Linked DNA regions of Homo sapiens: region 1 is linked to region 2. A link is an interaction called in ENCODE POLR2A ChIA-PET data of the cell type or tissue named here. Cell type or tissue: OCI-LY7. All regions are shown on one strand. Links, peaks and the distances in the headings refer to the core of each region. The heading gives the core; the rest is flanking DNA.

Region 1 (11,050 bases), core at 7,759-10,258, 63 kb before region 2:
TTTTTAATAGGGCAAATCCATAATAATGTGACCTTTTTTTTTTCATGGGGAGGGAAGGGAGACAAATTCAGAAAGTCCCCTGAATCATGCTGGAGTTCCTGGAACTGCCAGTATTTTCTAGAAGTCACAAAGAAAAAGACTGACAAATGTGAATATATAACAATCTTTAGCTTTGGCTCCCAAGAGACCCCATAAACAAAAGGTCATCAGCATGAGAAAATTATTTGCAACAACAATAACAAAAATAAAGGCTAAGCTTAATATTTTTATATATAAAAAGCTTTTATAGTTAAAAATACTGAAACACCATTAGAAACAAAGGACATAAAGCAATTAATTAATTCTCTTTATCTTTCCATGGCCAGTAAACATTGAAAAAAATTGCAGTTTCTTTTTTTTTTTGTTTGAGGTAGGGTCTCACTCTGTCTCTTAGACTGGAGTGCCATGGCACAATCACGGCTCACTGCAGCCTCAACCTCCTGGGCTCAAGTGATCCTCCCACCACAGCCTCCCGAGTAGCTGGGACCACAGGCACATGCCACCACCCCAGCTAATTTTTTATTATTTGTAGAGATGCGGTCTCACTATGTTTCTCAGGCTAGTTTCGGACTGCTGGACTCCCAAAGTGCTGGAATTACAGGCAAGAGCCACCGTTCCAGGCCTCAACTTCTTTTTTATTTAGCAAGGTGACAAATTTTGAAAAGAAAATTTTCACTGCTGGTAAAGGTATGGTGATATGCAAAAGTTTACAGTGCTTAAGGGAATTTTAACTGTACAATCTTTATAGAAAGCAATTTAACAATGTTGCAGGAGCTTGCCACAAAAAGTCCACCCTCTTTCACCCAGAAATCTTACCTTTCTTGTCTATCATGAGGTAATAACCTCCAATGCCATCAAATACCCATCTACAAGCATTACTTATAAAATTACTTAAAAACTTAATCTAAATGTTCAACAATCCAAATATTTAACCATAGAAAAATAGTTAAATTTGGAGATTTCTATAAAATACTAGCCTGTCCCTAAAAATATTATGGGAATTTAATGATTTGGAAAAATGCTTTAGATACAATATTATGGAGAAAAAACTAGGATATAAAACTGCCACATGAGCTCAATATGGATTTTTATGTTAAAATGGTTTAGACAAACTTTAAGGAAATACACAAAATGCTAGCAGCAGTTATAAGTGGTAGAATTACATATAATTTGAGTTTTCTTTTATATCCTTTTCTGTGAGGTTATTAACAAGTTAATACAGGTATAACACAAGTAAATGGACAACACAAATGACAAAGAATTTCCTTTTTCTCTCCTCTACAAGGCTCTTGAAGGCCTAACTAGAATCAAAGAGTTTTTTAAAACTATGGGGAGATGATTTTAGTGTAATCTAAATAGAAAAACTTCCCTTAGAGGAGTCTAAAAATGGCATATAGGGCCTCAGAAGGGTGAGTGACATGTTACTGGAGTTCAAGTGCACTGAATAACCTTCCAGCCATTCATTATGACACCTACTGGGAATCTATTATGTGCCAAGTAGTCCTGTAGTCACTAGAGATCTCACAAGCAGCAAGATAAAGTCCCTGCCTACATGAAGCTTACCTTGCAGTGGAGGAGGAAGACAATAACATCATGTCAGAGGTGATACATGCTAGAAAAATACTAAGTGGGCCAAGGGGAGAGTGTGAAGGTGGACACAGTGGTGGTGGCTATTTTTGAAAGAGGCATCAGGGTAGGGCTCCCCACTTCGAGTGAACTAAGCAAGCAAGGAACATGGATCTGCAGGGTTTGAGAGTTCCAGGAGGAAGGGACAGCCAGCCTGACATGCAGAGTGAACGAAGGACAGCCAAGGACCAGGTGAGCAGCAGAATCAGGAGAGAAGGTGGTTAAGACTAAATTGACTGGTGGGGAGGCCAGCCACTTAGGGCTCTGTTCATCTGACTTGCTTGGCCAATGGGATATTAGCAGGTGTAATGCAAGCAGAGACATAAAAAGCACGTGTGTGGTTGAACTTGGCCTCTTGTGTCTTGGCCATTACATTGAGAGGGCATGCCCCAGTTAGCCAGTTGGTTCTAGGGAGATGAAGGACAAATGGAGCAGAGCTGCCGCAGTGGAGCCCAGCTGAGACCAGTTCTGCCTCAACAGAGCTGCTCCAGCCAACCCCAAAATCTGCCAGAGTAAATTGTTACCATTGTAAGCCAATGAGTTCTGAAGTGGTTTGTTACACAGAATTATTGGAGCAATAGCTGACTGACACAATGCACAACCTAGACCTAAAAACAAGACCACTGTACTTTGCTTAGCTTGGGTCCTCATTCCAGAATAATAGGAAGGCCTAACCGGTTCAACAAACCATGGCTGTAAGGTAATAAGCACAGCAGCCTTATCCTGATATTATCCCAACATAAGATAGTTCTCCATTTCAAGTAAGAGCCCTATGGGTAAACCAATAACACACTCCAACTTCTTGTTTCCCATCCTGAGAGTCTGTTATCAAACAGCCTTGGCAGATGCTAAGCTTGCCTCTCTCATCTGCTTTGCTGAAATGTTCCTCCCAAGTGCTTATTCCATGGCCTCCTAAGAGACATGTTTCATAGGTTATCAGGGAAAAACAGCTGCTCTGCAGCTAAATCACATCACAAGTATTTTGGGGTCCAAGGTGAGTATGGACCATAGTCCAGCTTACTTTTTAAGTCCTGGGTAACACTCCAGGAGTCCATCTGGAGCCCCTATCACAATAGGGATGCCCTAAGAGACCCCTTTGAGTAAAGCCCTCCCAAATCCTGACCTGGGCATGCTTGAGACCAGAAGACACTCAATGATTCCATCAGGATTGTATCAACACAGCACACATTTCCTCAAGACTACTACAAAAATAAGTTATATCAAATTTCCAAAGCCTCTACATACAGATCTTCTCAATGGAAAACCTCTAAGCCCTTTAAAAGTGCCTGCCATGTGCTTTCAGTACTTAAGTGCTTAATTCAACATAAATTATATGATGGTGTTTAGCCTGCCCATGGCGAGCATGGCAGAGCCGAGGTCCAGAAGAGGGAAGGGGACACTCACAGCCCATCCAGACTTTTTCTCCATCCCCTGCTGGGCTTCCTCTCCTTCCTCCTGAGTCACAGGCCTGGGAAGGGGGCTGTGTAGTCCGCAGGGAAAGCTACGGCTAGCTTGAGGGCATGAAGGAGGAACACACCCAGATCCTTATTCACCACCCACCTCATCCACTGCCTGCCTCCCAGCCTCCCCACCTCAGCCTAATGCTCCAGTATTCTGAATCCAGAGCACTGATTCACCTACTTAACCATGAGGCTGAAGTTCAGAATGGCTATCAAAATCTGGTTATCTGTAACAGCAAAAAAGTCAATGAACCAGAGAGCAGACAGCTGGGCTTTTAAAGAGTCGCTTGTTTTGACGGCCTTGTCCACTCCTTGTCTCCTCATTACCTTCATGGCTCAGCCTCACTATAATGTGCACTGAATTGGGTATAAATAGGTTTATCTTAGAGTGAAGGCTCCAATGTAAAAAGGTTAAACTGCCCTCCGTCTATGGAAAACATTCCATTATCACTGCATTTTTTATTAAAGCGAAGATGCTTCCCTACTGTGCACAAAAAGCTATTTTCCCTCGTACTGTATAAATATTTGATGCTGGTCTTTTGGCAAAAGGCCACCTTAATATTCCAAGCTTATGATTTACAAGAAGGATGTGGGAAAAGGAGATTTGCCATATTATTTCAAGAGGTAAATTCTGTGAGGCAACCACTCTTCTGCAGCCTCTGAGACATTAAGACTGTCTATATCAAGCTAACCTTCAGGCTCAGCCCCAGGGTGCTGTGCTTCGCCAAAGTCTAGCCTGAATGTGCATGCCATGACAAGCGGTCAATGCATTTGGTCTATTTTTGCAGGGTTAAAGACAAAGTGTTACTGTTCTCCTTTAAACAAGCTAGACTGGACCAGATTGTCCACCCTGGACTAGCTGGCATAACAGATCCTCTTGGCTCTCTGAGGGCGCCTTCTCTCCATCAGAGGTCGCACAGCACCACCTTGATTCCAGGATTCTTGGCACCACCTTGATTCCAGGATTAGCAATCGCCAACTGCGTAAGCCCAACTGCACATGCAATCATATGACATGTGATCCCATGGCAAATGTAATCACCGCTCAACCAATCCCAGGTAACGGTGCCATGTTGCTTCCCAATCACACTGCAGCTAATTTGCTCTATTAACCAAAGAATGAGCAAGGCTGCTGCCTTCTCTTGCTTCTTGAACACTCACTGCTGCTCTGGGCCGGCCTGCCTTCCTACATTCTCAATTTGAGGCAATGAATAATCTAGAAAAGATATTACTCCTCTTCAGGTAGAAAAGGGTTAGCTTGCAAGTTGCAGCGCCATTTAACTGACCAGATAGGGAAGAAACATTCTGATTCAGTGTTAGCTGGACGTGGAAGCACTCTGCCAGATGCAGTTCAAGGCTTTTCATTGAATCCTCCCCAAAATTCTGTAAGAGCTGTCATTCCCTTTTAGTGGGTAGACAACTGAGTTAAATGATTAGTCCATGTTCATGTGGAGTTCAAGGGCCAAGCCAGATCTGAAATGTGATTTGTTTCATCCTAAAACCTACTCGTTTTCCACAGTAGACATTGAGCTACTACTATGGTGAAGCAGATCCTGTTTGAGGCACCGGGGGTAGGTGCTAGACAGGCTAGGTTTCTACCCTTGCAGAGCTGGTGTTTTCTGACCACTGCACCATACTCTCTCTGCCTCGGTGGTTAGGGTGAGATTTCAGTTGGGTCACAATGAGATGGGCTTAGGGCTTCTGTTTGGGGCCACATCTGTGCAGATGCCATGCTGTCCTATATGGGGCAAAATAAATAAATAAATAAAAATATGCTTGTAAATGGCTAAGTTACGTATATAGCTGTGTATTTGACACAATGGAATAGCACACAGCAATGAGAGAAAATGGTCTTCAATTACATGTAAAAATATGAATGAATCCCACAATGACAAGTATATAAAGTCTGTACAGTTCAAAACTCATCAACAGTGTTTCAAGTAGGGACTGTGGTTACTCTGGGGGGATAGAAACAGCGTGGGGCACGCAGGGGCTTCTAGGGGCTTGTTAAGTTCTACGTCTTGATCTCTGTGCTGGTGACATGGGTGTGCTCACCTTGTGAAAAGCCACTGAGCTATATCCTATGATCTGTACAGTTTTTTACGTGTGTGCTAAACTGCAATAAAAGTTTTTTTAAAGGTGTCCTATGGACACATGAGAAAATGCATTTAATGGCATACGTGCAATTTAGCCCCTACATTATTAAGTGGCTTCTTTGAAATAGAAGCCCTGCCTGTAACCACTAGGCCAGACATTCCTGGAGGTGGGTGGTGTCCCAAGGGAGTGGCTATCAGAAACACCTGGTACTACTTCATTCTCCCTCTTTACCAGTCCCACCCTAAAACCTGCAGATTCCTGGGGAAACACTCCAATATCAGTGTTTTCCCTCACCACCACTGGCATTATTGAGCATCATCCAGAACTATCATTAGCCACCTTCTGAATACAGCACTGTGATGTTAAGAAAGTACAAAAAGTAGGACCTGCCTGGGGGGTTGGTTGCGAGTATGTCTGTATAAAATATATACCCCACATATTTAATATATATTTTATTTAAAACATGTACATGTGTTTTACTTATGTATTTTGCAAATATATGATCATGGAGGATATGCTAGGTGTCAAAAAAAGGTGGTATAAATACCCATACAAAGTGATACTTGGATTTAGATGCAGCTGGGGCACCGGAGAAAGTCTCAAGGGAGACCTAATCTTTTAAAAAGGTGGCAGCAGAGAGACATCTGGGTGTCATGTGACCCCTATGTGATGCAGTGTGGAGAACACATTGCCTGGAACGTATTCTTGTCATAATTCTTAACTTATCAAGGCCTTAGAACTAACTTCCAGGTTACAGGAAATAGAGGCTGGAGATATAAGATCAATGACACCATGAGCCCTGACCAGATGAAACCATCATGCAGGCCATTCTGCAGAATAAGAGGCTAGGTTCCTTTCAAGCAGTCAGGGAAAGAAAAAAGGGCTCTTCTAGGCAAAAAGAGAAGTGAGGATACAGTCACCGCAAACACCGACTGTTACTGGAGTAGATTCTGGTTTGGATAATCAGCTGCAAAGGCCATTTCTGAAACAAAGAGGTGGAGGACTGCCAGGGTAGGAAAGGGCAAGCACAGGCCAAGGGTATGAGGAACGAGGACAGGAGTGGGCAGGGGTGTGGAGCAGGGAAGGCAGGGCAAAGAGGGTAGTTGGAGGCGGGGGACAGGACAGAACCAGAGGAATGCTGGGCAAGGCAGGGCAAGAGAGATGGTGGCAGCGGCAGCAGCCTCAGTGGCTGGTGATGGCAGCAGCCATTCTGTAGGCCCAGAGGCCTTCGTGAAAAATCAGCCTCCTCGCTGGGTCTTCAGGGGTGGGCAGCCTTAGTCTTACCCCAAACTCCTGGCTCCCACCCAACTCCTCCACAACAGCTGGCTCAGCTCGGGGTCTCTCCTCCTGGTCTTTCCCATCCTCTAGAAATAGAGAAACTGGCCTTCATCTCACTGGCCGACATGTTCCTGAGTGCCTGGCTGCTCTATATGTGGCCCCTGGACTCATTCTTGCTTCCATCGGGTCCTGCCACCTCCCTAGAGTGACCTTGGAGTCCTCCTCGTCCCACCGGGAGAGCCGCCAAAGTCCCGCTGGGGGCCACAACTCCTGCCAGCATAGCCACGTCTTTCCTTTTCTATCCCGCCCACCTCATGGTCCTTTTGTCTGCCTACCCCCTTCTTTCTTCCTGCCACCTTCTTGCTCTTACTAGCCAGTAACCTTGACAATGACATAATGTCTCTGTGCCTCAGTTTCCACAGCTATAACACAGGCATAACTACCTACTTCACTGAGGTATTGTGAGGATGAAGTCAATGCTAAGTTTGAATTACTGAGACCAGCACCCACACAAAGCAACCGCTAGGTGTCCATGGTCATCACTATGCCCCTCCTCTGTGCCCTAAGCTTGCCAGAGCCCACGGGCAGAGCCTCCCCCAGCCCAAGACACCGGGTCATTCTAAGGTTTAATGAACGACCCAGGGAGAGGAGTCCTGGACACCATGAGCAGGAGCCCAAACTTGAGGACTGTACAAGTCTTTCTATGTCCCAGGGTGGGAGGCATGGGGAGGGGAGTAATGCCTCAAGAACAGAAGCTCTGGAGTCTGCACTGGGTAATTCAGGCTGAAACATCACCTTGTTTATGGGACACAGTTCTCATGAGCTTTATGACCCTGTGGAAAATATTTTGGAGTATAAATCTCTATTCAGGAGTCGTGACTAGTGCCATTCCAGATGGCAAACAGCTTAAAGATGTGCTTCTAGCTCTGCCAGCTTTATTTGTAAGGACACTAATTATCTCACTAGAAATAGGTTCCTCTTATGATTACGATTAGCTTGCCATTTTTTTTCTTAATTCTGGGAAAAGATCACACACGTATTTCATCCCTGGCCAACGGAAACCTTGGACTTTTCCAGAGCAGAAACGCCCTAACCCAGGAAGCATTACTCCCAGTCATACTCTCCCTCCCAAAAGACATATAAAGGGTGAAATGGTGTTTAAAGTCAGAGTGGGTTTCAATTCATTTTGTTCTGAGAATTGTGCAGCCCTCCCTGACATAGAGATGAACAGCTATGGTGGCGCTCTAAGATACGGGCTGCATACAGGAAGATGCCTGGGCCCTGTGGAGGACTTCACGGTTGCGCTTGCCAGGGGAAATTTCATGTTCTGTCTTCAGGGCAGGAAGAATGAATTTAATGTGGTTAAAGCCAAGGGAGGCTATAACAGTATTTCAAACACTCAAGTCAAATCTGAAGAAAAAGCTGCTTAAGTTGTCTGCATTTCTGGACTCCAGGTTGAAGAGTGGGGTGACGGGAAGTAGAGGAGGCTAACTCAGCCTTGATCACCAAACCATAATGGTAGAGGAACAGCAAATGGGTTTGTGAACGTTCCAAGTGTTCTTTCTTGGAGGTCTTAGGGCCCCTGACATGCTCAGGCAGTGGGGTCAAAGAGAAAACCTTCCTTCTGATGCCCTAGTTTTCCTAAGAGGGGAAGAAATTCCAAGTGGCCACCTGTGTATCCACTATCTCCAGCACCTCTCTGCACACCTTCAACAACTAACCATCAGTTTCCTAGGGAGGAATGTAAAACTATGCATGGCCACAGATAGCATCTATGGGCACCGAGAGGGGATGAAAGGAGCCACTGTTGCCACAACCCAAGATGGGCAATGTGGTGTCCCTGCAGGAAACAGGGAGCCAAAGGTTCCTCCCTGGCCTTCTCTGACACTGATATGTCAGGCTGTAAACATCTGTCCCAAGTTGGCCCCAAGCATGTACCGCCACTGGTGTTTTATGATGCATCTGAAACCAGACCGTGACAACCCCTGGCTTTGGGGAACTTTGTAAGTACCCACGGAGGGCTTCCTTGTGTAGAGGGAGGTTACCCACCTTGCCACCAGGGCACAGAAGTAACCCTACATTAGTTGTATTAAAGACACGTATATTCGGCCGGGCACAGTGGCTCACGCCTGTAATCCCAGCACTTTGGGAGGCCAAGGCGGGTGGATCACGAGGTCAGGGAACTGAGACCATCCTGGCTAACACAGCGAAACCCCATCTCTACTAAAAATACAAAAAAATTAGCCTGCGTGGTGGCGGGTGCCTGTAATCCCAGCTACTCGGGAGGCTGAGGCAGGAGAATGGCATGAACCTGGGAGGTGGAGCTTGCAGTGAGCCGAGATCGCGCCACTGCATTCCAGCACTCCAGCCTGGGCGACAGAGCGAGACTCTGTCCAAAAAAAAAAAAGGCATGTATATTCTAGAACTGCACTGACCAAGTACACACTGACCAGTGACACTAGCCACTAGCCACATATAGTTATTTAAACTTAATGAAAGTTAAATGAATTTTAAAATTCAATTATTCAGATGCAGTATCCACATTTCAAGTGCTCAGTAGCCGCAGGCAGCCGGTGGCCGCCATACTGGACAACCCAGGTACAGAACAAACACCTCCATCATCATGGGCACTTCTATTGGACAGCCCTGCTCTGGATGTATTCTTAACAAGCCAATCACCTTTCTTGTGTCATTCATGCATTCAACAAATGGTTATGGACCACTACACTATACAATGCCTGCTGCTACTATGATAACGTGTCAATATTAGTCAATGATACTTAGATAGAGACTCGCATCCAAAATTAAGAGCTGTCTGTGCTGTATCATGTTCTAAGACTTTGGATGATTTAAAGTACATTCATTTAGAATTCAGAATGGTCTCTATTCTCAGGATGCTTGCTGGCATTTCAAGGATTGCAAACAATGTAGAATCCAAACTCTGTTCGTGACTCTGTTAATTCTTGAGAGAAAACAGCTCAACAACAACACACGGCGCTGTTGATGCCCCCTGCCAGGTTTTGCTGGGATTGACAAATTTGGTGTTATGTGTCACTTAGGAATCCTGCTGACTGGCAGTCCTCAGGATACGCACGTGCTGGCACGTTGGTCCCACTCCCCAAGTTGCCTCCCAGACTTGACACACCCTGGTGACTCAACTTGCCTTCTCGTTAACCTAAAGCCTTTTCTTTGTTTGACACATTTTCCCACTGTGGGCAGACTTTCTGCCTTAGGAGAGCTGACATCAATAGTGCTATCCCATGCAGCAAACCACTAGAGACAGCACATTACTGGGGAGGGGGTACTGGGTGCTGGGAGACCTGGGAACAGTGTGTGTCTCAGTGGAGCTTACAGAAACCAGGCTGTTCAATTTATTTCTCTGCTGTTAATTTCAAGGTGCTGCTACTGCTACTTCAAACTGTAATAGTGTCTACAAACAATTTGCACTTTGGAATGCCACAATCCCAGGGGGTAATTAACAAATCCAGGGAACAATCTTTTTAAAAGCCTTTAAAAGCAACAGAGACTGAGGCCACCTTCGATGAAATAGAATCACTCCACTTTCTCTGTCATTTCAGAAGATACCTGGCTGACTCGTAGAGAGGTTTTGAGAGCACAGGCCCTGGGCTTTATGGAAAGTTCCTCAAGATGTGTTAATTAGAAATAAAATGCAGCATGGTTATCGGCTGCAGAGCTTTCTGAATGAAGCAGACTCTGAAGAGGGACTAAGATTTCAAGAGTTAGAAGCAGAGTTCACAAAGGGCCACCCAAGGACTGTGAATTCCAAACATACCATTCACTATTCCAAGGTAGAAGACTGCGTTCACCAGCATGCCTCCTTTCCGGAAGTGGTCGCTCATGTGCTCTAACCAGTTGGCGTCCAAACCGCTCACTGTCTGGCCATTCTTGGAGACATGGAGAGGAATGGTGACAGGGTAGTATTGCCGGCACTTCTGATGGCTCTTCGGTTTGTTGAAAAGGGTGAAGATCTCCATTTCTGTTGGGATTTGTAAAGGGAGTGGAGAGAGAAGAGGTCAACTGATGATAAAAATCTGTTTCATCGGCTTAAGTGGAATCTCTCAGGAGCCTGAATAAATGATATGATGAATGCTGAAATCTCTGTGAGGCTGTATTGTTGCCAGATAATAAAGCCTCATTCCAAGTAATAAGTTGAGGCTGGCTTAAAGTAACATGGACCTGAAGGGTTGGGCTTCTGATGGGGAACTTAGGTTTTTAATCTGGAATATAATGAATAGCTGTTATCTGCGATTAATAGGCACAGCTAGGTGTTTGAGAAAAGAACATAGCAGATGGTTCTAGAAATTCATACAAAGATGTGTTTTAGAAATAAAAGCAGACATACTTGGGTGAGAATGGTCTTTGGAAAACTAAATGTACAGAGACACATAAAAACAAAAATACTGCTCTAATTCCAGGAACCTTGTACACTCCTGAACTCACTATTTATAAACTGCAGTAGTGTTTCCTGGGGCTGAACCCATAATACTTAATCAAGTACATCAAAAATACATCATTGATATGTAAAAATAA
Region 2 (16,161 bases), core at 5,566-8,065:
TTAAAATATAAAATTTGGACAGATTTTAGAGACAATCATTATATAAAAATCTCATGAACATTTAAATCATTAATAATGTACTTATATACATCTAAACATTATATCTCACCTACTTCTGCATTCATATCTAAAAGTGTAAAACTCAATGACTAGTCTCATCCAGGACCCATCACTGGTAATGCCCATTATATCTTTTTCAGCTTGAAAAACACACAAAAAAAATCTAAGTTACTTCTGATTGACAAAGAGGAAAAAATGTCAATTTTCAATTCAACAGAGTTGAATAGGTAGACTATTCAATACAAGACTCCCACAAAGATTTAAAGTAAGACAATCTGAGTTCCTATATTTAATATGAGACAGACATATAAATAGAAAACTCCAACGCTTTAGTAAAATTATTTGCAACTAAATTACCTACACTTATGCATACGATTCTCAAAATCATGTCCCTGTAGTCTACCTTGCAATGCTACCAAATAAATCTTCCTAGAGAGTCAATTTTTACTTAAAGATTGTATGTACATGTGGGAAGAGGGGGCCTCTATTTTATTTAAAAACAAATACAGACATTTCATGGTACTGAAGTATTCACCCAAGTTTTAAGATTAACAGGAAATTTCAAAGAAATTCAGTGCTTGTGCATTTGTTTGGGTACCTGCTCACTGTTCTCTGTCATTTCAAAATAGTTCTGGGGAGAGGGTGGAAATCACTAGTGTGCTAATTCTCTCTCTCAGAAGAAACAAACAAACAAAAAATAAATAAAATGTGAGGAAAGACACAGGCCAATCAAGGGCAGCTATAGAACAGGAGTGGGGAAAATGAGCTCTCACACCAACCATGCACGTCTCCTTCTTGTTCTCTCCACCGGGGTAAAGGCCAATGCTTTGGAGGAAGAGAACAAGAGTAACTCGGCAAGCCATTTAGGAGTGTGGATTGGAAAAAATTCTTTCCCCCAAGAGAAGGTGGCTTTACGCTGGCATATGAGATTGAAAAGTGCAAACAAATAATTAACGGTGAATCCTGAAACTTCAACACACCAGAAAAGGGTGTCACTCCAGAGTGAGATGGGAAAATAAGAGGAATAAATTAAGGTAGTCTTGGTGATGCTGGACAGCTCCTCAGGGGGTACGGTGGCAGCCCGGAGAGCTAATCAAATCCTCCACACCCCTCAGGAAGCTAGAGAAAACTGATGAGGAAAGATACCACACCAGAAACGAGGGGCAGCTGCCAGCAACGGGTGTTCGCCCCACCTAAATCGGAATCCAAAATAACGACCCACATGCTAAACAAACACCTTCTCATTCCCCGCTCTGCCTTAAGCAAGAGCTCTGAATTCACCTTCCTCAATGTCTGCTCTCTGGGAATAAACCGGCGGCTGCAGTTTCCCATCACAGTAGCACGCATCAATCAGTGCTAAACCCACCGTTACTTTCTTCCCCACGTGTGATTCCAACAATCAGCGCACTCTAGGGCTGATCCTCGGCCTCGCGTGTGAACATTTTCTAGGGCACACCCCAGTAGGCGCTACCACCCCCTGTGTATTTCGCTTAATTATGAAACCTCTTTCTAGAAGCCCTATAATTCTCCCAAGAGTCAAGGTAATTGGTAAAAATTAGACATGAAAAGACACAAGGCCACTTAAAGAGGACACTTTCGACTGTAATTTTTTAAAGGATTTTCTTTTTAGTTTCAGTATAATTTTGTACTTTCCCAATTTTGCCCTTTTCAAATGCCAAAGAAAATGTTCATATTATCTTGTAGGCTATAAAAAAAAGATAACATAATGCATTTGTACTTCACTTATGGTCCGCAAAGATTTCCTTTCTTTGAAGGCCATCCTTTGAATGTCTTTTAAAAGAAAAAGAAGAGTGAAAAATAATGGACATCTATTCTTGTGGCAAATCACTGTTATTTTGGCAATGAAAGGATCGTGTGTGTGTGTGTGTGTGTGTGTGTGTGTGTGTGTGTCTGTTCCATTACTTGAGGTCTGTGCTATGTGGCTGCATTATTAAGATATACTTTTGGTACTGATAAATACGTAAACCAAAGACAGATCTATCTCATAATGAATTTATGGTCCTTTAGTAAAAGATTGTAGCAAAATTCCAGGGCATGGTTTTATCCCACTCAATTCATGCAAAATCTATTGAGCAATATCTATTCAAGGCCTGGCACTCTGAGCAAGCAATGGGAATCCAAAGATGGAAGAGGATTCAGCAAAGGGAGTGGAGGTGGGCAGACATCTAAAACACAATAACAGGAGAGACTGAGATTCCAGCAATTGCTGTGTGTCGAAGGCAGGATAAGCAGCTCAAAGGGTGTGTGATTACCTCTACTGATGTAAGCACTACACAGAAATCTTAGAGGCTGCAAGATGGCAGCCAGTGGCATGGGTTAGGGACAAACAATCCTACTTTGGAAAAGTGAGGCTAAAAGAGAAGTTTTCACATAAAAATCCAGATTTCTGGCTTTTCTTGAAAAAAGTACAAGACCTGGCAACACCTGATAACCATAGGACAGAGCTAAGGCATTGACTCACTACTTCCCAAGAGTCCCCATTCAATGAGCCAGGCCACTGTAGGGATCTGAGCTTGCAAGCCCTGTCTTAGAATAAAGACAGAGTCTTCAGAATTTTAGATTCTGGGTCTCAAGAGGAGAAACAAAGGGTAAGGGATGAGCATTCTCTGAGATTTACTTTCCTGGAAATAAAACAGCAAAAGCCAAAAGAATCGTTTCTCTTGCATCACTTGACCCTGGGTGGACAAGGCTGACTCATTCAGTCATCTGTGTTGCTCGTAAGCACTTGGGAGTACAGCTTGCTGATATGGCCTAAGAGGAAACATTTCACAGACTCCAAGCATATGGTCAATTTGGGATGAAGCAGCTCACCGTAACTCTCAACAACCCACTGCATCTCTTCTAAGAATCACTGGAGGAATCTGTTCTAGAACAAGGACTGCAGTAGCCTTGGCTAAGTCAGCAGCTAGAGAAGTGGGCCCTGGCCTGAGGGGCTCATTACAGCACCACACACAGCCTCCTCCAGGCTTCTCATGCCTGCCCTCCCACTGTTTCTCTTTGGACACCACGTTCCACTTGTTCCACAATGTCAATAGTGGGAAGGCCCTTCCCACTTTTTCACTCCCTATTCCAGTCTACCCATCATGCCCAACCTAGAGCAAATGACAGCCGCAGAGCCTCCTCTTCTAAAGCACTCTCATTAACAAATTCCAGGTTAGAGATGCAAACCAAGACCTGTAGACTTACCTGGGCAATTATATAATTTGCACATATATTTTGCAGCTCCCTAGTAGATAGATAAGTTTCTTGAGATCTAGGAGCTCCTTAGAGTCATCTTTGCATAGTGAAATTACATATACATATTTACCTTAGAAAAATCCAAACAAAAGGGATAAATGTTTACCACTTAAAACAGTGCCAGTTATTCTATTCAATAGGCAGATGTGCCCCAGAATGAACTCGAGAAGGGAGGCGTGGAGTTCCTGTTCCCTCAATGCCAATTCCCACAAATGCTTCCCTAGGTGCAAAAATTTCACCATCCTAGGTGTGATTCCAATGAGTACTCACTATAAACCCAAACCAGCTTACCTCCCCTTGGGGTTCACTGTTGGAAAAGCAATCTGATCTAGTCCTGAAGGAAGACATGCATTGGTCAGGTAGAGAGATGCCACAGTATTACATTTTATATGCACTTCAAAAGATTTTCAAGGGTAACTTTGATTGTACACATTTTCCACCTTCCACAAGAATTTTAGAATTGCAGCCTCTGCATTAACTACAGGTCCTCTGTGTGCCCCCACCCTAATCCTAGGCCAAAAGGTGCCTGATAAATGTCCACAGAGCTCCCTAGTATGCTGGTCCCTGTACCATGTAAGGCATTACTCTACGGAAGCTGTCGCCAAAGGACTTCAACTCATTCATGATGAAAAACACACCAATGACGCCCCTAGCTCCATGTGTGTACAACGACAATTCAACAGCTGAAAAATGGCCAGCACCATGCATTTTTGTACTGCAGTTACATCTATAACCATAAAACAACCTAGAATTAAACCCACACTCATGAAACATCAGAAGTGACGTTTTAATAACTGACTTCTGTTAGCCATCAAGTTTCAAGATCTTTAGCAACTCATTCTAAGGAAAACTACTTGAAAAAAATGAAGGATCACTTAACTATACTTAGAATTCAGAGTGAGTGCAACTATATTGTCTATTAAAAATCACTAAGTGTTCCAAAGAAAGAGTTGAGAAAATGAAGTACAAACTCTCTTTCTACTTATTCACTAAGTATTTCATATTCAGCTATTCATTCTTGAGTCAAAGTAACTTGAGTCAAAGTAACTGACTTGACTAAATTCAATACACTTAGAATTAAGAACAGTTTACAGTTAGATGTGTGGCTAGGCCTGCCATGGTAAAATGAAATGGCAGTTATTAGAATTTTCAGAAGAAAAGATCAGGTAATTTTTCAGGGATGTAAGTGAAATCTGTCAAAATGGCAGTGAGCTCAGAGGAATGTTACTGCACTTGAGAACTACTTTTGGAATGACTCATTAATAATTTAGTTAGACTGTCAACGATGCTCTCCAATTACTCAAATACTACTAGAAAACATTTCATTAGGAGATTTAAATAAACTCTTCCTGCCTCATGCTCATTACTCCCCATGTTTGCCCAAAAGAAATCAGGCCCAAGTTAAAAGCTGCCCCTCCAGAAACATTTCCTTGGTTTCCCTTCCAGTGAGAGGTGGCATCTCCTTCTCCCAAACTCCTGTGGCATGAGGCACATATCTCATTTACTTAATTAGACTGCAAGTGCTTGGAAGGCAGGCTCCACATTCAACTGAGCCTGGCATTTGCACTCTCTAACTTCCCACCACATAGAGCTCCTAGCACAATACTCTGAAAAGAGTACTCACTCAGCAAGTGTTAGTGAATGAGTGAGGGGATAAATGCAGGCTTGAGGGGTTCCGTCTGGTGTTTCTGGCATATCCCAAAGCCCAGTTATTTGTTAAAAATTTTATGTGAACCCTCCAAACACATTAGGTTGATATCGAAGTTTCACAGAGTCATCTCATGGTGATTCTTGGTAATGAAGTTCACTTGGGTCAACAATAATCTAGAATGTGTATCTACATCTCTTTCAATGTGCTCCACTTGAAAAATATTAACCAAGTATTTCTTTCTCTTTTAAAAGCTAACTCATTTCATTTAACAGCATCTATAACTGTCAGAACTTTGGCAGACTTTGTGAAAAGTATCACTTTAACTGTCTGAATTAAAAATTAATCACAAAAGTCTTCCTTTGTTTTGTTTTTACTACTTAAACTCCCTATTGATAAAGAAAAAGTCCGTTTTTTTTTTGTTGTTGTTGTTTCTTGAGACAGGATCTCATTCTGTCACCCAGGCTGAAGTGCAATAACACAGTCACATCCCAGGAGCCTCCAGCTCGTGGGCTCAAGTAATCCTCCCACCTCAGCCTCCCGGGTAGCTGGGACTACAGGCGTGCGCCACTACACCCAGCTAATTTTTAAAATTTTTAGTAGCTACTAGGTCTCTCTACTTTGCCCAGGCTGGTCTGGAACTTCTGAGCTCAAGAGAATCTTCTGCCTTGGTCTCCCAAAGTGCTGGGATTATAGGTGTGAGCCACTGCACCTGGCCTTGATGTTTTTTTGTTTGCTTATTTTTAAGATCGTTGGAGTCTTTTCCCCATAATACAAAAAAAATGCAGTTATTGCATTTGCTAGGAGAGAAAATTCCTGTACTTTAAAATTATATTTTACAATGACTGCTTCCAACCTCCACCACTCCTCCCACCTAATACCATTGGGGCTAGAAGTGGGGATGATCCTCTTGATCATTTTTGCCTCATTTTACATGATAAATTATCAAACTTTTGCATTTTTTTAAAAAAGGCAGTTCCAAAGACTCAACACAAAGTTACCTAAGGAATTTCCTTCTCTGGATCTGCTTGTCCAGGAGTTGAAATGTTCATTAAGTTCATCAGGCAGGCAGTTCAGGAACTCTGGATGAAAGTCAGCTCAAACCCAAGGAGACTGCCAACTTCCCTTTCTTGAAAACCCTCCTGCATACAAAGTCTCATTCCTCTCAACAGTTTGCTCATTTTTGTCTTCTGGAAAGTAAGTTCATTTGTTCATGCTACGTTAGTGGAAGTAAACAACCCCTACTGAGCCCCCAGCTTCACTGCTGGCTTATAATGCACTATTCCCCAAAGTGGTGGTTCTTATTTCTGAAGACGGGCTTCCTCACCCATCTTGTCCCATCAGATAACTTAGAGTTTGGTGCAAGCCTTGCAAATCATGTAGTAACAGCCCCTCATTGTAGCAGCTAGAATACGGAGGCCGAGAAAGATCCATCGATGTGCCCCTTGCACGACACTGCTTACTAGTAGCCAAGTGCAGCCTAGAACGCAGGCCTCCTGGCCACGAGTTCTGTGTTCTTTCTTACCTAGCCTGGTGCTTACAGCTCTCCTAGGAGTAAAGTGGCAAGCCCCAATAGTGTTGCTGAGTGCCAGGCATGAAGCCAGGCAAGAATTAGGTCCTCCACACACTTGCTACTCAAAGTGCGTGCCACGGACCATCAGCATCTGCCCCATCTGGAAACAAGTTAGAAATGTAGAGTCCCAGGCCTCCCCTGAGACCTGCTATATCAGACTCTGCTCTTTAACCATATCCCCAGGAGACTCACAAGCACATTAAAGTTTGAGAAGTGTTGCTCCACAGCAGGGAGAAAAAAAAAAAAAGATACACCTTCACTTTTTGAGTTAAGCTCAGGCCAAGTCCTGAGCTCATGTCACCGCCTATGGCAGATCACACTGAAGGATGTGCCAGTGATCTGACCCAAATGGACTTGTCTCCTTTAAACACTAAGGCCACTCGGATAATCTGCAGAATAGAATCCCTGGAGCCCAGTGGATGCCTTATAGAATCCATACAACTCATTTGTCTGTTTTGTTTCCTTGCTGAAATTCTGATTTACTTACTGACTACTGAGGGGTAAAATGGGGGAAAGGTTGAGTAATAAAAGTACTTCTTTATGGAAGATCAAAGATATCCTCCCCCACTTTCTTTTCCTAAAGTGGTTCTCCACAAGAATTGTGGGTAAAGGAACTCAGCACGTGCTTCATGCCAGGATTAAGAATGCAGGTACGGGAGACAGCCTTCCTGGGAGCAAGGCAGAACTCTGCTTGCTGCCATCCGTGTGACCTTGACAACTCAACATTTGTGTCTCAGTTTTCTCACCTTTAAAATGGGAACAAAGATGACACTTATTTCATAGCCATATGATACAGATGAAATGATAATGATCAAGCCTCACATACAGTGAGTGCTCACTAAATATAAGCTACTGTCATTATACATATCCTATGTGTCAGTGTCACTCAAAACCACTGTGGCCCCCAATCTTCTCATGATTGACCCAGATAATGATCAACAGCCAATCAACCTAAAGGAACCAATAATGGACTGGGCGTGGTGGCTCACACCTCTAATCCCAGCACTTTGAGAGGCCTATGTGGGAAACTCTCTTGAGCCCAGAAGTTCCAGACCAGTCTAGGCAACATGGCGAAACCCGGTCTCTACCCAAAATAAAAAAATTAGCCAGGCATGGTGGCGTGCACCTGTAGTCCCAGTTACCTGGGAGGCTGAGGTGGGAGGATGGCTTAAGCCTGAGAGGCAAAGGTTGCAGTGAGCTGAGATCATGCCACTGTGCTCCAGCCTGGGTGACAGAGTGAGACCCCATCTCAAGGAAATAAAAAAGAAAAGAAAAGAAACCAATATGCAGCCAGGCTCAGTGGCTCACACCCATAATCCCAGTGGTTTGGGAGGCCAAGGTGGGAGGATCGCTTGAGGCCAGGATTTCAAGATCAGCCTAGGCAACATAGCGAGACCTTGTTTCTACAGAAAAAAAAAAGAGAGAGAGAGAGAAAGACAAACTAATACACATAAAAGGCAGACACTGAGAAAAGTCTTGCCCTACCAAAACATGTGTGAATTCTGGGTTCGAGCAAAAACATGCACCACCTTTCACTTTGAATTCTAATGTGTGTTGACGTAATGTGTGTTGATGTAGAGTAAGAGCCCCAGAGCTTGATCAACCATGAAGAAATAAAGGAAAGGAAAGGAAAGAGGAGTCAGTCTTAGACACGCAACCTCATGCCTCACAGCTGTCCCTTATGAGCACACCAGCCAAATGCTTTGTCTACCTGCAAAGTGACTTTAAAAGGAGAGAACAAGGAGGAGCTGCTCTGTACTCCCTTTTTAAAATGTGGCACATGCTGTCATTCCTTCTATGATAGTTGGCCAAAAGACAAATCTGATTTCCTTTCCCAGACTTCATTTTAATTTTTATTTTTATGAAAGCAGGAAAAACATACTGCTCTCTCCATCCCATCCTCACTGTTTTTTTTTTTTAAAAAAATTAATATTGTTCCTTTTGAAAGACTAACCCCACTTCTCTTTTCTTAATTAGGCTCAACTGAAATATAGGCATAAGCATTCAACTGGGCAAGCCAAACTGAAAAACATCCCCAAGCCCTGAAAATCTAAATCAAGACCAAACCAATTATAGCATTTTATTTAGGTGGTGTTTATTTTTTGTATTTTTTTAACTGTCAAGTGATTGACAGAATTTATGGTAGGCGCAAAATGTTAAAGTATTTCTAGACTTTGCGGGAAGACATTAAGTTTGTCTATAGCCTCTAAACAAAATTATTTGTTTTCCAGTCATGCCTTTCAGTTTAAAAGTATTGCACTTTTACTAGCCACATCATTCTGGGCATATGCTTCTTCTGAGGAGACATTTTTCTAGCTGAGTTTAATCCAGTGAGTTAAAAGAGGGAAAGAATGTAAAATGGAACTCTCTACTTGCAGTTGGACATGCATTTGTTTTTCATCGCAGGATGCTAGGAAAGAAACCTCTCTGGTTGTCTAACTGTTTGCCTCACCTGTCTGAGGGCTGAGGCCCTGAGGACAGCATGCAAATTTCAACCCCCAACCCCATCCTCTCACTTCCCCTCCTCTATTGAGCATAACTTAGCCGCAACAGGATGCTACCCATTCACCCGTGGAGGCCTTACCTGTCGGTTTTCTTGATCAGGATGGCTCTAAAGATGTGCTCCAGGGGCGTCTTCTCCCGCTCATGGGTGGGCTGCACGAAGGGGTGCAGGGCCGCCAGCGAGAAGCCCTGCTGGTACAGCTCCAGGAGCTGGGCGGGCAGGTCACGCAGGGAGGCCAGCCTCACTGCTGAGGACCCAGGGAGCTCCGCTGGAGTGGAGAGAGGAGAGGCTCATCAAAGACCCATCACAACGCCCACTCAGCCCTGCCCAAACCCCTCTTCCCTTGCCCTCGGGGAGGATCCTCTAGGTCACTGCTAAAATGAGTTTGTCCCAGTTTTTACTGTCTTCAAACAGACTTTATAAGCAGCCTGTCGTTTTCCAAATCACCCAAAGGCATTAATAATTGGATGTCGGCCAGGCGTGATGGCTCAGGCCTATAATCCCAGCACTCTGAGAGGCCGAGGCAGATGGATCGCTTGAGCCGAGAAGTTTGAGACCAGCCTGGGCAACATAGTAAAACTCGGTCTCTCTTAAACAAACAAACAAACAAACAAACAAACAAACAAAAACAAAAAAACCCCCTCAAAATTAGCCAGTGCTTGTGGTCCTGGCTACTCAGGAGGCTGAGGTGGGAAGATCGCTTGAGCTGGAAATGGGGAGGTTTGCAGTGAGCCATGATAGGGCCACTGCACTCTAGCCTGGGCAACAGAGCAAGCCACTGTCTCAAAAATGAAATAAAATAAAATAATAATGGACTGTCTTAGATCTAGAGTCGTCTTATCAGTGATCACAATGAAAAAGTCATTTCCACCCTCTAAAAAAAAACACACAGAAATAAAGAAAGAAAGGAAGAAGGGAAGGGAAAAGAAGAAAAATACATTGAGCAAATATAAAAATACTAGGTGGCAAAAAGCAGCATAAACAAAGTCAAAAGACAAACTGGAACAAAATTTCTGTGACCCTTAAGACAAAGGGCTAATTTCCTTAAATTTGCAAAACACTCCCCACCCCAAAATAATTTTTAAACGGGAAAAATATATGAATAGGCAATTGCCTTAAAAGTGTAAAAGGCTAACCAATATTTGAAAACACACTTTAATTCAGCATTAGAATTACACAAATAAAAACCAGGAATATTTTCACCTATTGAATTATTTTAAAATTTGGATTTTTAATTTATTTATTTTTGAGAAGGGCAAACAACGTTCAAAAGTCAAAAGGTACAAATGTGTATTCAGTGAAAAGTCTACATCCTAGCCCTATCCTCTACCTCCTACATTTATTTCCTTAGAGGAAATCAGTATTATCTTTTTGTGTGTATATGCATTAACAATCAAAGAATTCATACAAAAGTGAACAGGTCTATATATTTCCCTCCTCTTCTACACAAATGTCAGCATAACATTACACACCTAGCTTTTTAGAATCAATTTTTATCAATTAACAGTATACTTTTCGGCCAGGGGCAGTGGCTCACGCCTGTTATCCCCGCACTTTGGGAGGCCAAGGTAGGCGGATCACTTGAGGTCAGGAGTTTGAGACCAGCCTGGCCAACATGATGAAACCCCATCTCTGCTAAAAATATAAAAAATTAGTCCGGTGTGGTGGTGCATGCCTGTAATCCCAGCTACTCGGGAGGCTGAGGCGGAAGAATCTCTTGAACCTGGGAGGCGAAGGTTGCAGTGAGCCGAGATTGCGCCACTGCACTCCAGCCTGGGCAACAAGAGCTAAACTCCGTCTCAAAAAGCAAAAAAACAAAACAAAACAGTATACTTTTCTTAAGAGACCATTTCATAGCAGTACACAGAGTGCTTTCTCATTCTTTTCTACAGATCCATTGTGTGATATACCATGGAGTATGCAAACTTTTGCTCTTACAAGTAATCTTTTAGTGAAAAATCTCATTCCTACATGATTTTGCATGTGTGCGCTTATAGTACATATACAAAATAAATTCCTAGATGTGGAATTGCTGGGTTAAAAATATATGCATTGTGTGCCTGTATCAAAACATCTCATGTACCCTATAAATATATACACCTACTATGTACCCACAAAAAGTAAATAAATAAAAAATCAGAGATGTAAATATATATATATATATATATATATATATCACACACATATGTATGTGTGCATTGTAATTTTTTCAGCTAGTGCTATTTCCCCCATAGAGTATTATGGATTTATCTGCCATCAGTGATGTATAAAGTTATTTCTTTTCCCATACTCTGACAATTCTCAGTGGAAAAAAAAAGATCCCTGTGACATGGTAACTTATATTTATCTTATTATGTAATTTGTATTTTTTCTTATTAAACATTTCATATTTAAATGCTGTGTCTCCTTGTCTGTGAACTGTCTGTCCATTATCTTTGCCTCGTGTCCTATTTAGTCATTGGGCTTTTTTTCTATTGGTTTGTAAGAACTCTTTACATATTAGGAAATTTAGTTTTTGATGTATCTGCCCCCAATTTGTTGCTTGCCTTTTGACTTTGCATATAGTGGGTTTTGCCATGAAAAAAAAAATTTTTTTTTTTTTTTTAAGACAAAGTCTCTCTCTGTTGCCCAGGCTGGAGTGCGGTGGTGCTATCCCCGCTCACTGCAAACTCTACCTCCTGGGTTCAAGTGATTCCATGAAAAACTTTTTAAATGAAGCTGAATTTACCAATCTTGCTTTCAATGGCTTCTGAGTTTTGTGTCATAGCAGAAAGACCTGGGATTATAAAACAATTCTCTTGTGAATTCCCATAATACATATTTCATTTTTTGCATATAAATCTTTTATCGATTTGGAATTTATCCCATGTAAAGTGTGCAATATGAATTGAACACCCCCCCACCACAGGGGTTTATCCATTTTTCCTCATTGATTTGAGATGCCATATATCATATGCCACTTATCATTTATTATATTCCCAAATATGAGTTTATGACTGTGATCCATTAATCTATTTGTATAAAACACTACTTCAAACAATTTTAATTTCATATTATGTTTTAATATCTGGTTAAACTACTTGTCAAATCTTCCTATATTCCTGTTTATATTTTGAATTTTCCTAATTCGTTTTTCTAAATGATCTTTAAAAATCAGCTCAGTAAATTCCCCTTGCTCCACTAAAAAAGTCTGTGGGTATTTTTATTGGGTCATGTTCAAATCATAGCTTGACTGAGAATGAATATTTTCACCATGCTACAAGTTCCCATGCAAGAAACTGGCAAAATTTTGATTTGGTCAAGTCTTCCTTTGGGTCCCTCTGGAGCATGCTAAAGTTTTCTTCACACAGATAGCACATATTTATCAGGTTTATTCCTAGTTATTCTATATTTTATTGCTATTGGAATAATACATTTTCCTTTTTCACTTCTGTAATATTCACTGCATGCAAGGGTGTTGGGGAAACAGGCATGGCCCTCATCGTGGTGGGAGTGAACCTTTCTTGAGGGCTGTTAGAGCAACCTAGTAGTAAATACCTTTGTCCATATATCTTGAAAGACATTCATGAGTCCAGCCATAGAAGTACTACCAGTAGTAGGGTTGCTGGACAAAGAGTGTGTGCATTTTTAGGTTTGAAGGGCAATACCACCCTGCCCTCAAGGAGAATCGCTTGAGCCCAGGAGTTTGAGACTAGCCTAGGCAATAGGGCAAAACTCCATCTGTACAAAAAAATACAAAAATTAACTGAGTGTGGTGGCATGTGCCTGTAGTGCCAGCTACTAGGGAGGCTGAGATGGGAGGATCACTTGAGCCCAGAGAGGTCAAGGATGCAGTGAGCTGAGATCGCACCACTGCACTCCAGCCTGGGGTGACAGAGTTACTAAATAAATAAATAAATAAATAAATAAAAGATAGGATCGGTGTTTTTTCCTTTCACTTTAAGCTCCAATACGGCTTGCACAATACTGTCACTGATCTTGTCTTTATTTATTATAAATGTTGCCTCACTCCCCTCACCCTAATCCTGGCCCAGCCCAAGATCTCCTTTTGTCCTCTTGTCCCAGAGCCTGCAAATGCTGGGTGTCGACCTTATGGAAACCAGGGGCTGTCAACAGATTACAAGGCTGCTGAACCAAAAGGGCAAAACCACATGTGGCGGAGACAGTTTGTTTTATTTGAAAAACTGAATGTACTTTTGGTAGGAGTGTAGGGCTTTATGGAAGGCAACTGCACGTTGTCAATCAAACCTAAAAATACTATCCAGCACCAAGATCCCCTCTCCTTTGATAAAACTATATACAAACAGCATCTGTGAGTCATCGAATATGGGCCCTCAAACTCATATTTAACTCAAACTCATATTGGTCTCTACAGTTCAATATTCTTTAAATGATTCAAATTTTTCAAACTCTTCCTGCTATAATAAAATAAACCTTTATTGAGAGTTTGATAATTTATACATTTGTTTCCTCTTATGCATCACACTAAAATAAAAAATAAAAGTAGTTAATATGTTTAGAAGACAGGGTTCTTGCTGGGCATGGTGGCTCACGCTTGTAATCGCAGCACTTTAGGAGGCCGAGGCGGGTGGATCATTTGAGAGCAGGAGTTCGAGACCAGCCTGGCCAACATGGTGAAACCCTGTCTCTACCCAAAATACAAAAATTAGCTGCGCATGTTGGCGTGCACCTATAGTCCCAGCTACTCAGGGGGCTGAGGAGGGAGGATCACTTGAGTCCAGGAGGCAGAGGTTGCAGTGAGCTGAAATCGTGCCACTGCACTCCAGCCTGGGAGACAGAGTAAGAACTCTGTCTCAAAAAAAAAAAAAAAAAAAAAAAAAAAAAAAAAGAAGACAGGTTTCTATACCAGCTGCTCTCCTCACTGCCTGCTAACCCCAGTCATGTGAACACTCAATTTCTTTGTATAAAATGGTGATAACAACATCAACCTGTCTTCCATCATAGCGTCATTGTGAGGATCACGTGGGATGATGTGTGTGTAATCTACAGAACACAAAACAATCACAGGCGGTGGCACTGGCTGTGGTGAATGGGAGGACTGGTCACCCCGGGATGGTGATGACAACATGATGTGGGGCCATGAAATCCTTCCCCATTCCCACCCACACTCCTTAACCTCCATGCTCCCAAATCGGTGCACTAAAAATGTTAGTCAATCAACCACTTTATATTTAAATGCTTCCTGAAAAAAACATAATACCTTTTAAATTTTTATCTTAAAATCTAAAGATGTATCTCCTGTCAAAGCTGAGCAATTTTGTGGCTTTAATTTTTGGTATGCATGCTGTCAAAGTAAATTTAGCTTCATGGTTAAAAGAAACAAATAAAAATGAATCTCAATGATCTTAAAGCAATAAAAAAAGGCTCCTATTATAAACATGATTAAAGGCCTTAATCTCATGTTTCTATTTGAACCCTAACCTTAAAAATACAAAAGAAAACATAGTTCTTATGAAGTGACCAATTCCCCAGTGTTACTCCTAGGCGAATAAACAAAGGAATGATTTCTCCACTTGGATGGACATACCAGTTGTAGCCTGTTGGTCTGTTTCTCACCCTACTTATCAGAGTAACCTCTCCACTATTTTGTTTTGTAATAGTTGCCTGATTTCATTTACAAATTATGTAACCTTGGGCAAGCTATATAGCTCCCTCCCCATCTCTTGGGACTCTCATTTACAAAATGAAGACTTTGGATGGGCAATTGCAAAAGGCGCTTTCAACTTTAAAATGCAATAATTTTATTATTTCAATTTGGAGGCTGAGGTACCAGTTTCTAACTAAAAAGTAACATTGGATAATATAACAATTGTTTTCAATGTTAACTAAAAGAGTTCCCCCAAACCAGAGCTAGAATTGGAAGAAGGAACACCCACATGGCATGTGTGGGTGGCTGGAGTGAGGAAGGAGAGGCTGGAAGATACCCACTGCCAGTGGGCGGGAGAAACATCACTGCTGCCCGAGGGTTCCAGCCTTCTGCCTGCCCAGGCACTAGGGATTCTGGGCTAACTGTCCTCTGGGGGAGTGTGGGGAGCTTTTCAGAGGAGTTCTAGGGAAGAGATGCCTGCCCAGCGGTGGGAGAGAAAACTAACGTTTTAAGTATCAAGGATGATGGGTCTCCTTCACCCTAGAAGAGAGCTACAAGGAAACGGCATGAGTTATTCTGTAGTTACTTTGGCTTCCTGGCCTTTGACCAGGAGCTGACTCTAAGGCTGAACCACATGAACCGTCTCATCATAAGTTAAAATTTCTAATTATAACTTCGTAGTCTGAAGATAAGGGACACTGGTATGGCTGTCTTAGCCACCGTTACCTTCCAAAAAGAGAAAATGCCAGCCTACTCAGAGTGGGCCGCTGCCGCGAGGGCTGATCACACTTTTTCTCCACTTTCTAATCTGTCAGGTTCTATAGTTTTTATCTACAGTGATCACACTCGCCTCATCTGGGAAGGACACCCACGTGCTCCCACACTGCCACAATCTTGGCTCACTGAAACCTCCGCCTTCTGGACTCAAGTGATCCTCCTGCCTCAGCCCCCTGAGTAGCTGGGACTACAGGTGTGCACCAACATGCTCAGCTAATTTTTGTATTTTTAGTAGAGTCAGGGTTTCACTATGTTGGCCAGGCTGGTCTTGAACTCCTGCCCATCTTCATCCCATACCAGGGCTTTGTCCTGCTGCAGTGCAAAGGACAATTCTCTCCTGGCTTCTCCCCTACCTGGGCAGGGGCAGAGTCTCATCTCCTTACTGGACAGAGGGCTTGGTGCAGATCCCAAAGCCATTAACAGAGGTATCTGCAGGCCAGGAAAATAAAGTAAACAAGAGACATGAGCCAGGGGGACAGCAATGAACACCGAGGCCCCATCTTGCCCAAGGGGACAAGATGGTTACTGCTAATGGGGGGGGGGCCCAATGGTGCCAGAACTTCTAACTCTTACTTTCAAGAAGTCAGAAATCTTAATCTTCCTAATCTTTAAATGTGACAAGTAACTGTAATTTTTTTCTCAATCCCATATGGCCAAAGTCAAGACCTAGCAGCCTGCAGAGTATGGATGGGGCATTTGATAAAGTTGGGGGATGGATGCCCCGCACTTCTTCC

The links. ChIA-PET counts read pairs that join two places held together with the same protein. Peaks named below come from ENCODE experiments on the same cell type or tissue, not always from the same donor. Only the 100,000 strongest peaks of a DNase experiment are listed, where the experiment ranks them.
Region 1: POLR2A ChIA-PET joins it to region 2 with 7 read pairs; 5 of 35 experiments call an interaction of 5 or more read pairs at or near these places.

What each region holds. Positions count from the first base shown.
Region 1 is chr3:16,359,784-16,370,833 of GRCh38, forward strand. It overlaps RFTN1 (raftlin, lipid raft linker 1), which reads right to left. Exons shown (of 10, transcript NM_015150.2): 6 at 10,293-10,496. Among named protein-coding and RNA genes, the nearest start is that of OXNAD1, 100 kb to the left of the region's middle. In OCI-LY7, for the core only: no CTCF peak of the experiment used is centred there; no DNase peak of the experiment used is centred there; H3K27ac peaks cover 786 bases.
Region 2 is chr3:16,424,728-16,440,888 of GRCh38, forward strand. RFTN1 (raftlin, lipid raft linker 1) reads right to left here. Exons shown (of 10, transcript NM_015150.2): 3 at 9,124-9,310. LOC124906220 (a long non-coding RNA gene) reads left to right here and starts at 14,757. Exons shown (of 2, transcript XR_007095840.1): 1 at 14,757-16,161. RefSeq lists a silencer at 8,998-9,127. In OCI-LY7, for the core only: no CTCF peak of the experiment used is centred there; DNase peaks (open chromatin) are centred at 6,164 and 6,684; H3K4me3 peaks cover 2,295 bases; H3K27ac peaks cover 2,500 bases.